Regions from separate parts of the Homo sapiens genome. Here region 2 is linked to region 1. Evidence: chromatin contacts called from ENCODE Hi-C or POLR2A ChIA-PET data. All regions are on one chromosome and are shown on one strand. The core of a region is the stretch at or near the end of the contact, and the rest is flanking DNA. Distances in the headings are between cores, read along the strand shown.

Region 1 (6,694 bases), core at 2,909-5,408:
ACTGTTATTGCTGTTATTATTATAATTGCATTACATTAGTATCATTTTTGATGTACTAAAGTAATATATACAATTTTAAAGCCTCTGGTGCATGGTTATTTAACCTTATTGATACATCGTCTTTGTTAAACCTTTTAATACTGTACTAAAAGTTTTTAAATCTAGGCTGTCCAGTAAGGGAAAATTTCTATTCTTAAAAAGCTGAGTGACTCCTCAGGTAAAACATTATTTCTCTAAATACTTTTCTCCCGCATAAAGTAACCAATGGTCCTTTATGCCAGGGGCATATTTTCCAGAAGACTAATTGGCCCCACCTCTAACCAACTATTTAGTGAATAGAAGGTAGACATGTAGAAGAACAAAATGTCATCCTTGAGGTTGTGGAGATGATCAAACACTGCTTCATTCTGGCATAGAATCCTTACAATTTATGTTTTTTGTCTCTGCACCTACTCAGAATTTCTACCCAGTCCTCAAGTGACAGCTGTGGCACACAAGCTAAAGGCACTTAACTTGCTTCATGATTTCTTGACCAGCTCTTTATTAAGAGTTAGATTTAGCAGGGTTTGCTTGATTCCTTGGTCGATTATTCTGTACATTACTTCTAAGAATTACCTTCTTTCCTGACTCATTGCCTTTCATATGCAGTCTCCAACACTTCATTTATTGTTTATTCTTTATTCGGAGGGAAAAATACTACTTCCCTTTGTTCTGATTCTTTATTTTTCCTGTCTACTTGCAAACTGCTAGAGTATTGTGATTATACCCAATTTCTCAAATTCAAAATGTATTATGTATTGAATTTTCTTTAAAAAATGAAATATAGATCTGTGAGTCTATATTGCTTAAGAAGTGAAGAAATTGGACTTACAATTTGTGCACATATACTTAATTTTTCTATATTCTCGTAGTGATTATCCCTGACATTTATGAATCTACATTGATTTATTAAGTGAAAATTTTAAAAGCCCAATATTTAAAAACTCAGCATGTACTTAAAATGATGAACCTAAAATAGAATCATCTGATTGATCATCAATAAACCCGACAACAATTCAGTCTGAGGTTGTTTCTATATACATACCTAGAAATTTGGAATCTTTCTTTAAACATTTCCCATGCTACCTTAAAAAAACAAAAACAAAACAAAAAAACAGAAGCACAGACAAAAGAAACTTTGGGAAGAAGAGATGTATATCAAGTAACAATGTGAAGGTGTTTTTTGTTGTCGTTGTTTGTTTTTGGGACAGAGTCTCGCTCTGTAGCCCAGGGTAGAGTGCAGTGGTGCAATCTTGGTTCACTGCAACCTCTGCCTCCCAGGTTCAAGCAATTCTCGTGCCTCAGCCTCCCGAGTAGCTGGGATTACAGATGTACGCCACCACACCTGGCTAATTTTTGTATTTTTAGTAGAGATGGGGTTTCCCCATGTTGGCCAGGCTGGTCTGGATCTCCCAACCTTAAGTGATCCACCCGCCTTGTCCTCCCAAAGCGCTGGGATCACAGGTGTGAGACACCGCACCTGGCACAATGTGAACTTTCATAAGCTTGAACTCTCCCTGTGGGAAAACCAAATCCTGTTAGGCTGGTGGGTTGTGTTTTGTCAATTCAGCGTGTAAAAAACACTGTGAAAATGTACATTTAAAAAGTAGATAACTAATTTATAAAAAAATAAGAACATTTAGGCTAATACTCCTGATTGGCAAAATTATGTGAAGATGAATATCGGCGGCCCCTTCTACTCATGGCATATATTTACCAAATGCCTGGTGGGTCCCTTCTTTCCAGCCTTCTCCTCTCATTTATGTTAGTAGTCTGGATTCCGTAGACATTTTGGCTTGGGGGACTACTGACATAGAAATAAAGATGTGCCAAGCTCTGACAATCAGCTATAAACCAGTAGAAATACGTTAGGAATCTTTCGAAAGGCTTTTATAATGTAGCGTATTTCAACGTAATAAGAGCCACGATGAAAATGAGGATAATTACCCACTCAGTCCTTGAACAACTACAACATTATGCAGCCATTAAACATATTTTCAAAAAAATGCCGTATGAAAATATAAACAAGATTTAGTTAAATAACAAAATTAGATCACACAGTTGTAGGTAAATTAGTATTGAGTTATATTATAAAGAGAATTAAGACTACATTTGCACTAGCAAAGCAATAATATCAACGGATTGATAATCACTTAGAAATGTGCTAAATCATGCTAGGGTAACCAATTCTAGGAGCAAGGATTCATATTTACACATTAATTGCAATTAATTATATTTTCATTGAATTTTTTTAGGACAAATTAGTGAGACCAGTATGCTACCTTGGAATAGATGGGGGAAAGTGAAATATTATTTTACAAATATTGTCTAAACTTTAAGGTCTACAGGGGATGTTTGAAAACTTGAGAAGGATGAAAGATGACAATTATCTGAGATTTATGAAGACAGTATTGGTTAAGCAGCATTTTAACTAGTATAATTATTGTTCTGATTACCTTTTTTTAATCATAAAAGTAATTCATTCTCATTGTAGGTGATTGGAGGATAGACAAAGGTAAAAATAAGAAAACAAAAATCATCTGTAATTTTATCAACAATATTTATTAGTAAAAGTTTTGAACTTTCGTTTCCAGTTTTATTTCTGCTAAAACAACCCACATGAAGACCAGGGGCTACCATTTCACTGACCAGTATGTCCAAGCACCTAGAACAGTGATTGGCAAAAACAAGCAATTAGGCACTCAACACATTGATTGAATATGTAATTTCAAAATTAGTCTTCTATTGTACCCTTAATTTTGTGTGTAATTCTCTCTTTTAACATCATATTGTAAACATCGTCCTCTATCATTTAATGTACAAATACAATACCTTTTAATATGGCTACATGATGTACCATAATTCCTTCTGTTGAATATTTAGGTTGTCTTCAAATTATCACTGTCATCAAAATGCTTCAGTGAACATCTCTGCACATAAAGCCAGTAGCATCTGATTATTTAATGATGACATATAAATAACAGAATTGGAAAATCTAGATCAAAATACGCAAATGATTTAATATGTTTTTGCTATATGCCATACACATATCTCCACCAGCAGTGAATGAAGAGCATTGATGCTGACCATTATAAATTTTTTTTCAAATTTTGCAAGAAAAATAAATAGTATATAATTGTTTTGATTCGTAATTATTTAATTACTGATAGTGCTGAATATTTTTGTATATGTCAATAACATCATCTTTAATTGGAAATACTGTTATTCTAAAAATTTAACATAGAATCTGATGTATAAAACATTTGGATGTATCTAATCTGTATATGACTATAAACATAGTCATATATATTTTCATGCTAAATAATGTTATTCATATTATATTGGTCATCCATAGTTTCAGAACACACACACACACCCACGTGTGTATCCATTGTACAATCATTGACATATGTATGTATATATATTTATATATAGTCTGATGACACATGTATATTTATTGACTGATGTAGAAGTATTTAACAGTAAAAATATTAGTGTTGATATGGTTAAAGTATGGAATATTAATTCCTGGTTTATGTTACACATAAAAATGTAATTATGTTTCAAATAATAAAGCTATGCTCATTCTCTCTCTCATACGCACTTTGAACTGGCATGAACAAAATCTCCTGTAGTAATTTCATATACATAAGACTTGACAGACACTTTATATACTTTCACAAGAATTTAAATATATCAGATATTTTTTAGTGTAAAATTAGAAAAAATAATTTAACATGACTATCAATATATTTTAAATTTTCAGCTTTGAGAGACATAATTTATCTGCTATTTTGATAAATTTTATCTATATATAATGAAAATATATGTAAATGAATATAGAAAATTGTGTAATAAAATTGAGTACATATTTACATTAAGTTCCTTTTTTCTTTTTTTATTTGTGGAAAGATGTTTCATTATACCTATCTGTAGGGGGAATAAAAAAAACAGTACTGAAGCTTCTGAAATGAAGTTAGAAAGGTGGTCTTGACTGAGTTCTCAGATGCGAATAGTACAGCTTGTGAGTATGCTTACTGTTCACAGAAGCCCTCTGCCCTGCCACCCCACGACACAAATCTGGTTGCTGCTGGGCATATTTCAAATTCAGAATCATGTAACTAGCAGCAGATGTGTCTGTCTGCAACTGTGATAGGCTCCATCTGCAGTTTGCACCTGTTGTTTTGCTGAGGCCAGAGTGCAGGTGTGCATATAAAAACTCAAAGGGCAAGTAGACAGCAAAATTAAGGAAGTGGTTTTTCCTCTCTCATGATCTGCGTTCCTGTTTTCTTTCTTTCCTTCCACTTCAAAAATTGAGATGCTGATGGAATCATAACCTGTGGTCAGCATCAGCCAATTATCCTAAGATAGTAATTATTGTAATTTTTCACTACAATCTTTGAAAAAAAAGGAATATAAGAAAAACAAATTTGAGAGCCAAAAGAAAAAAAAAGGAGATACATAATTCTTCAAGAGCAGCCTCTGCTTGGACTATTTTGATTCATGTTGATATAAGAAACACTTTGCTGTCAAGGGAAATATTGCTAGTGTGTGATTACATATTCAGAACTTCATCTATTTTTAAGAACATATTTTGTTTAAATATAGTTTTGAAAAACAATACTGAGATATTTTCTAGGGTATTTACATGGCCAGTTCTAGTTTTAAAATCACACTTCTGTAGACCGGTGGTTCTCAAACTTTATTGTACATATGAAGCCACTGCTGATATTGTTAAAATATAGATTTAGGGTAGGGCTGGGGCCTAAGCTTCGCCTTCTGAACAAAGTCTCATGATGCTGATGCTGCTGGTTCAGGGACCATACATATAATAGCTAGGCTGCAGTATACATACATACATATATATATATATATATATATATATATATATATATATGATTGCATCATATGAAGCATGTGGAATAATTTTGAAAACTGTGAAATCATTTAACAAATATAAACAATTTAAATATTAAAACTTTTCGATTACATTGATAATGAACATAATTAATGATAAATCTAAAAAACGTCATTCAATCAGTTATTAAATTATCACATTAGTGTTTTAAGCATTCAGCTATCTTGAGAAAGACATTGGCTTGAGTTCTAATGATAATTGCCTTCACGATCATTGTCCCTGGGTGTGATAGATAGATAAGCATTCTGTTCTTTTTGCCATCTACTTTTGATACATTCTTGCCCTTGTTGTGAGTTTCTTCATGATGTTTACAGAAGGATCTCCCAAATTCTCCCTTCTTCTTTTAGAGCCAAGAAGTTACAAAGCATATCCTTCATTGATCTCTTTAGTTTTTCTATTAAGTTGAACAGCTGAAATCTTAAGTTTATTTGGATCTCACTAATATATCGGTCTTTTCCAATCACATTTTTCTCTTACTCATTTCTACAGTAAGTATGGTTCATGGACTAGTAGCATGGGCACCAAGTGACAGCTTGTTAGAATCTCAGGCCCACCCCCTAGTCTACTAGGAGCCTGTATTTTATAGAGATCCTCGGGTGACTTGTGGGCACGTGAAAATTTGAGAAGCAGTGCTCTGGATAACACTTCTAATAATAAAATATAAATCTCTACTTTAACCTAGATTTAGAAACATGCCTAAAATCAATGGGAGTTTTGGAGACAGACAGATAACTCTTCAAATCCCAGCTGTTCAGCTTTTGAAATGATGCTCTGTTACAGTCTCCTCACGGTCCTCATCAATAATACCTTCTTCACATGTTGTCATAATAGAAGTGTGATGAAAATACAATGTACTCAGTACAGTGTCTGGCATATAATAAATAATCAATTGTTGCTAAAAACATGTATATACGTATGTGTGTATAAATATATAATATACATATATTTATAATTATAGATAAAGAAATTAGAGGAAGGAAAGTTTATGATTGCCAGAGATTACAAAGTGGTTAATTTTAGATCTTTGTGGATCAATGCTGACCTGATTACCAGTGTGATACATTCAAATACCATGTCACTTTGCTATAATAAAGCAATTCTCAGCAGTTCAACTAACTTCATATTTGCAAAGATTCTTACTTTTTCCCTGGCATCATGATCAGCATAGTAATTTTTCTTTTATTATTTTCTCTGAGAAACATTTTTTTAAATGAGGAAAAAATAAGCCCTCTCACAATATATCAATGCAATGTAAAAGACTGTTTAAAATATATTTCTTTGCAAAACATATTAAATGGATCATTATTTACATGAGATCTTCAGAAGTTATCATGGTCTATTGTGCAAATTTTAAACTGACACCAGAAAGGTAAATTATGTTTAGGCAGCTTTCAAAAACTGGAGTTTTGATTCAATAGACCGTAGCATCTCTTTGATGTGCTATTTTGTAATTCTTCAAATTATTTTGCAGTATATGCATAGCTATCATGATGCTGATAGATATTCATATTTAAATTATGAACTAAAGTAACCTTATACCTATATATGCCAATTTTTCATATCAAAAAACACAGAACTGAAAAAGCTGTAGAGCAGAACACAGTATTTGAACACATTTTTGTGGTGGGGTGATTTCTAGATTATCTCTGCATTCGTTAGGCATATCTGCTGTGTCACTTACCAATTTATTGCCTCAGCTCCCAATGCACCCTTCAATATAATAATCAACAGAATTTG
Region 2 (6,694 bases), core at 2,815-5,314, 140 kb after region 1:
AATATGCAGGCTAATTGATCCGATAAATCTATACATTGTAGCCTCTCTACTCCTTATAGAAACAGTGACATTAAATAACCTACACCTCCTATATCCTAACTTGTATATGTTCTACATAATGCATCTGAGTGGGCAGCATCTTGATGACGTCATTCTATTTGTAAGACTTTTACATATACTTCTTCAACTTAACAGCGTTTCTTTAAGCCTAGGAATTTTCTTGCATGAATACTTATTACCACCATTTTCGATAGGAATTTTAACTCACTTGAGGAGATTTAATTCAACCTTCCAAATGATCACACTTCCCAAACAAGTCATAATCAACGATATATCGTCAAGGAGATTCGTGCAATTATCTACAAGTCTTCTAATTGGAAATACACATTTTACCTTTCCTTTGGAGGGAAATGAGTCGTTTTAGAGTAGAGTGGCTGCAATTGAGGCAAACAATTTAAGTAAAAACAAATGGGTTTTATAAACCTTGCATGTAGATGTTGAGGACTGCATATATTGTTACCAATTTTGTTAGTTATTTTACTCTGCAAGACTGAGTTTGAGAATTTAATGACCAGTGATACATTTTCCACAGTGAGCTTACAGAACTTACCTCAATTTAGTTCAAATATCTCTAATTTATATTTGCATAAGGTTTCTATTTCAATACCCATAACCTTTGCTATTGTAGCAATGTCTTCTCTAATGACATAAGTGAACACTACCTAAATTCTGCTTGGAAGAAAAATGCTACTGTCACAAATACTTTGTGAAATATACATATACATAAATATATCTTCAAGTATATGTATGTTGAATAAAAGAGTAAAAGAGTAAACAAATTAATGAAGAACAGAAAAAGAATATAAATCTCCTAGCCTGGTATGCTTGATAATTAGTAAGTGCTAGATAAATACTATTAATATAATCCACATCATAATCTAATTCATCACACAGCTTTTATGTGAGCCCTCCAGCAATTTTAATAATACCAACAATTTTACAACTAAAAATATGTGCTTGAGTATATCATTTGCATGTAGTTCTAATGCTGCCCTGGAATATTATCTACACATCAGAAATCAATAGAAAGCATTTTCTTGAATCTCATTTCCATAATCAACAAGCTAATTCAAATCCATGTAGAGCAAATAAGTGATTTCGATTGAAACATTTTTAATGTCTTCAAAAAAGTGGACTGATAAAATACTTTAAACATGAAAAGTAACTTAATTATTAAAAATTATAATTATAAAAATAGTTAACCAGAAGAAAAAACTCAAAATTCAGATATTTTTAAAGCACTATAGTTTATCATGTCTCTACTTTTTCTTGTGCAATTTTTATAACATGAAATAGATTGTGTGGCTGTTGTTTCAATGCAATGGGGAAACAAAATAGCCTTAAATGCTGTGGACTATGCTAAATATGAACTTATTTTCAAGGAAAAATTCAGTAATTCTGACTACTTTTTTTGTTAAGCTGCTTCCTAGAAGTGAAATGAAGGCTTCGGTCCCACCAGAGAGGCAAGTAGCACAAAGAAGTTTTCCTTTCTCTTTCTTCCAGCAAAATGACTCAGACTATGAAATTAAAATTTGGAAAACATCACCCTATTAAATTTCCCTCTCTTTATCACCATCGTGGCAGGGCAAATGAATGTTCCCTTCAGCTGTGTTCCCATGATTTTTATCCATTTACATATTGCAATTCCTCAAAAAAAAATTTAACTATTTCATTCCCTTGTACAAACTTTCTGAAGATTCTGAACTCAAGAGCAGAAAGTGCCTTATTGCTCATGATCCTTGTCACAGTCTAGATAATCTTGTAGACTCTAGCCCTTTGCCTACCTTTCTGGCCTCAATTTTGTTTTCCTCACTGTACTCTAGCTACACAGGACATATTTCAGTTTCTAAAGTGTGTTCCCTGACCCCATCACAGTGCTTTTCATATAGTATATAGTAAGGTAGCTAAATGCTAGAATAGCTCTCCCAGTTGTTGTCTCTAGAACAAGAGAACAACTGAAATCACAGTATAATAGGCTTTAATAATAAACACATTAAATAAAATGGTAGCCCTTCTTATTTAAAACAATGTCATCTTCATTGCTTGGGATGGGGAAAAAAAGAACTCAATTAACTTTGCAAATGAAATAAGATTTTATATGAGTACTCTAGTATGAGAAACCAAGTTTCCTCAGGAAACCCAAGAGAAAATCTGCAATGCTTAAAAAAGTTTACTTCAGTTTGCCCAAGAGAATGAAATTATGAAAGAACAAATAAAGACAGCTTGATCTAGAAGAAGAAAAAGATTATTCTTAAGAGGTATGTTGTGATCTTAAAGGGTAAGCTAAGCACATATAAAATAAAAGAGACGACATGCTCAGGTCAAACTTTTTAGAAGGGTTTCAGAAAAAAAGAGAAGAGGTTTTAATCATTACTAGATTGGAAAGTTACTTGTGCCCAATAAATATAACCAAAGAAAGGAGACAGTCTCAGAGACTCAACTCTTTTGGAGAAAACATATCTAAAAATCTATCAGGGGAACAAATCTGCAGATAGAGTAATTAGCACAATGAGGAACCACCTCTTCAGTACTTAGATAATCAGACCACATGGCATCTGAACTTCTGTAATTGAGAGGAAAATTGCCAAAAAGATCAATATAGAATTCTTAAAATTGTTTCACGTAAATATTGTGAGTCGATATTCACTAAATTGGCATAATTTATAACAAATTGGGATATGAGTGTTGCTTAGCCATTAGGGATTCTGAGAAGTTGGATGAGAAGTGAAATAAGGCATAGAAAAGATGAAACACAGTAAACAAGAACCCAGCAGGCAATAATATACTGAATCCAGAGCTAGCTCACACGCTCTGTAGGAATGTCCATCTTGGGTCACAGTTTTTTACTTCAGGGTGTGAAGATAGACAAGATGTGCTTGAAAAGTTTTTTTTTTTTTTTTTTGGCAGATGCAGTACTCATTTATTTTTTAACTGTCATAAGACAAAATATAGACAAGTATATGAATTCCTGGACTGCAAAGCAAAGTTGAATAAAAAGGAAACAGTACATTCTGAATCTGCAAACAGTAGTAGCCCTGTAGGTGTTAGGAAACGTTTAACATGTTAAACAGTTAAAAATTCACCTGAGCCTCCTAGAAATGTGGAAGGAAACAATAGCAGGAAATAGAATACTGGGGTCATGCTCCACTGCTGGAGAGAAATGTATTGTAGAAATAAAGAAGTTTCTGATGTCCCTAAAAGAATACAAGTTTTTCAAAGCCTGGAAAAGAGGGAAGAAGCACTCTGAGCAGGAGCCACTGACAGAGGTATTGGGCTTAGCAGACCACCTGGGGATGCACATTTCAGGACTATCAACAGCTTCTGTTCAGGCTCATGATTTCCGATATGAAATAAATATGGGGCTAAAAGAGGAACCCTCCCAAGAAAACATGTTGCACAGGTTTCAGCATCTCCATTTCTAGAGTTCATGGCAGCAACTCGTGCAGCACAGAACTTTATATATCTGCTCACAATAGAGTGTGTGAGCCATGCTACAAGACAGAATCCACATTCGTTACAAAACTGGGGCTGAAAATTAAATTGCTTTGAATATACTATTTGGGGAAAAATGGTGCCTCAGATTATACCTGGTGACTGAATCTTTTTTGTTTTTTTTTTTTTTTTTTCTCCCTGAGATGGAGTTTCACTCTTTTCGCCCAGGCTGGAGTTCAATGGCACCATCTCAGCTCACTGCAACCTTCGTCTCGCAGGTTCACACAATTCTCCTGCCTCAGCCTCCTGAGTAGCTGGGATTACAGGTACCCACCACCACACCTGGCTAATTTTTTTGTGTGTATTTTTAGTAGAGACAGGGTTTCACCATTTTGGCCGGGCTGGTCTCAAACTACTGACCTCAGGTGATCTACCTGCCTCGGCCTCCCAAAGTGCTGGGATTAGAGACGTGAGCCACTGCACCTGGCCTGAGTCTACCATTTTTACAAATTTCTAAACTTAGCAGTATGGCCGGAATGTTTCAAAAACACTCTTTGAGAAAGGAATGTATAAACAGGTGGATTTCCTCTGAGTCACTGTCCATGCAATGTTGTGATTAAGCTTATGACAGAAGAATTAGATCACGTGGAGATCACAGCTCTTGGAATCCAGAAAAATGGCATGAACTGAATGGCATCTCAGCAAGGGTGGTCCAAGCAAGATTTTCCTGGGATATATTCTTTCCATCATTCATCAGTGAATCACTGGTTCACTGCTGTAAAATAGTGGGTTGCTGTGTTTTCTGAACTTGGTGCATATAAAGATAGTATGGTAATAATCTTCTATGTCTTATTACTTTTATTTACTTTTTATTACTTCTATGTCCTCTGTACTTTTTAAACAGTGGGATCCTACACTAAAATCTTTGCATATTTGCATGAATGTTCACACCAGAATTGTTCTTAATAACAAAAATAAGAAGGGACAATGATCCATAGAAGTGTTTAATAAATTGTGCCATATTCTATCAATGAGCTATTGCTACGTGCATTAACATGGACAGTTCAGAAACCAAGATCAAAATAAAGACGAAAAAAGATCTGTCAATTGTGATTCAACTTATTTTGAAAACAGAAAAATAAACAACACATCGTAAGGGATACATACTTAAATAATTATAACGACAGAAAAGCAGGATGGTGTTTACCTCAATGAGGAGGAGTACTGCTGAGGTACTGAAGGAACTACAACCAATTTCAATGACTGATAGCTGCTGAAGTCACCCACACTACTTGGGAATCAGAGCAGTTAGCTGTCTGGCTGAGCAAATAAAAAAATTATTTCAGGCTTTCGTTTCTTTGGCCTTTAACTTACGAATTTTGGCCTTTGATTTGACTGGATTTTTACACAGCAAAGTGATTTCATTTGGAGATTTATGTCAACCTCTGGAAATGTAATAATGGAAGAGTTATAGTGTCCACATTTGGTTCTTTCAGTATCAGTGACATTATATTATTGTCTGCATACTGATATTCATTTATTGTGTACTACTGTAATCTACATTTGACAACATGGCTGGTGATAATTTGAGGTGGGAAAAATCAATAGTGTGGCAAAACCCAATAGGCTAACAGAACCAATACCTGCAGGATGTGGAGTATAATCTCCCTTCTTCTTCTTTCCTCTGGTTTTTGTGAGTGTCTCCATTAGAACAATCCACCTGATCTTCTCTTTACTCCTCTGATTCTAAAGTTTGGCAGAAGACCCTGAGCACATCCACTTCAGCCCCCTCTTGACTCCTGCCTCTCTCCATGCCTCTCAGTTTCAAATCTCAGTCAATTTCTATGCTGTCATGTGATGATCAGGGAGGGCCAACTCTGCCCTGTTTGGGAGGCATTTGGTTGTTCAGCTGCACCAATTATCAGGTTGGTAAGTTGGCTTAACTCAGTGGTAGGGTATTAAGCCTTTTTGCCCATGCCTTTATAACCACGTTTTCCAATCATCTCTATAATAAAACTATTTGACCTCCATTTGTCTGTCTCCTGAGTCTTAATTCTGAATTGATTCCAGGCTCAGGAGGGGAAGAACAGGGAATTATTTATTGATCCCCTAAACCCTAAGAGCAGTGATTATAATAAAACACTGGATGACATTATCAGATATTTATTATTATCAGATCAATCATTGTTTAACAGTCTTAATTCCTTTCATGACTCCATAACAAGACAATATTCTATAGACAATCCACAGAATGTACACACCACAGGGTCAGTAAAAGAGGAATGCCTTTTTAATAATAAATCATTTTTTGTGTGTTCCAATATTTTCAAGGAAGGAAGGCCTCAGGAAGAGATTTATATTAAGAGTCTGACAGTTCATTTGGAAACCTCATAAGGCAAAAGTTAGGAGTATAGTTATTAGAACAACTCTCAGGTTAGTCACGCTTCCTGTCTCTTTCCTCCCCTCATCCATTAAAAAGAGGAGGAAGAAAGAAAATAAGTTTCATAAGTTGAAGTTGGATTTAGCTAAGGTCACTTGAAATAACCAGCAGTATTTTTTCACTGCCTATATAAAATAATAGAAGATGCTCATATGTTGACTGATGTGTGTGGAACTACTTGCACAGCCTTCATAACAAAGAGCTCTGGGGTTTTGAAGATGGGTATTTTAATTGAAAACAACTACGAAAAATAAACTTTTATATGATTAATGTAAAGCAGTTTTACTTAACATTACACAATTACTAATACAAATTGTAAAAGTTTTGCCAATATGCTAAATCCTTTATTCCTCTCTCTAGCGCATATCCTAAATGCAATCAAAGGTGATGATTAGATGTTTTAAATTTATTCTAGCAATTATATACTTTATGTAACTATTATTGAAATGCTCAAAAATAAAATAATGTGAATGGCAATCACAGATTTTAAAAACTGTCTTTGCTTTAGTTATCAAGCCATCCAAAAAAAAAGAGCTGGAAATAGAGATTAAACATCTAATCTATAGCACCATTACAGAGAAATTATAGACTCCCTCAGCTTATATACAAACCATGATGCCTCTACCCCACATTCTCTTTGATGAGAAAACATGATCCAAAACTTCTCCTCCCTTTGTTTAACCCAGTTCTGCACCAAGACTTCTACTTACCTCACCATAACCAATCTCAGTAAGAGTTCTTTAAAGCAAAGGGTGAGCCCAA

Evidence for each region. Hi-C counts contacts between places; a loop is a spot of excess contacts on that map. ChIA-PET counts read pairs that join two places held with the same protein, here RNA polymerase II (POLR2A). Pooled maps may share reads with other maps.
Region 2: a loop to region 1 is called in a map of OCI-LY7, with 5 times the contacts of the local background. The contact joins two enhancer-like sites. A Hi-C loop is called at or near these places in 1 of 168 maps with a recorded cell type or tissue (OCI-LY7), 1 of 37 single-sample maps with no recorded cell type and 4 of 50 pooled maps. POLR2A ChIA-PET finds 5 or more read pairs at or near these places in 1 of 52 experiments (OCI-LY7).

Annotation. Positions count from the first base shown.
Region 1 is chr9:9,608,238-9,614,931 of GRCh38, forward strand. All of the region lies in intron 7 of PTPRD (protein tyrosine phosphatase receptor type D), which reads right to left. Among named protein-coding and RNA genes, the nearest start is that of PTPRD-AS1, 750 kb to the left of the region's middle. Within about 2 kb of position 4,159, at least 2 of the 41 ENCODE cell types and tissues checked have a DNase peak (open chromatin) inside an H3K27ac peak, as active enhancers do; they include OCI-LY7, where a contact is called at or near this core.
Region 2 is chr9:9,743,872-9,750,565 of GRCh38, forward strand. All of the region lies in intron 6 of PTPRD (protein tyrosine phosphatase receptor type D), which reads right to left. Among named protein-coding and RNA genes, the nearest start is that of PTPRD, 870 kb to the right of the region's middle. Within about 2 kb of position 4,065, at least 2 of the 41 ENCODE cell types and tissues checked have a DNase peak (open chromatin) inside an H3K27ac peak, as active enhancers do; they include OCI-LY7, where a contact is called at or near this core.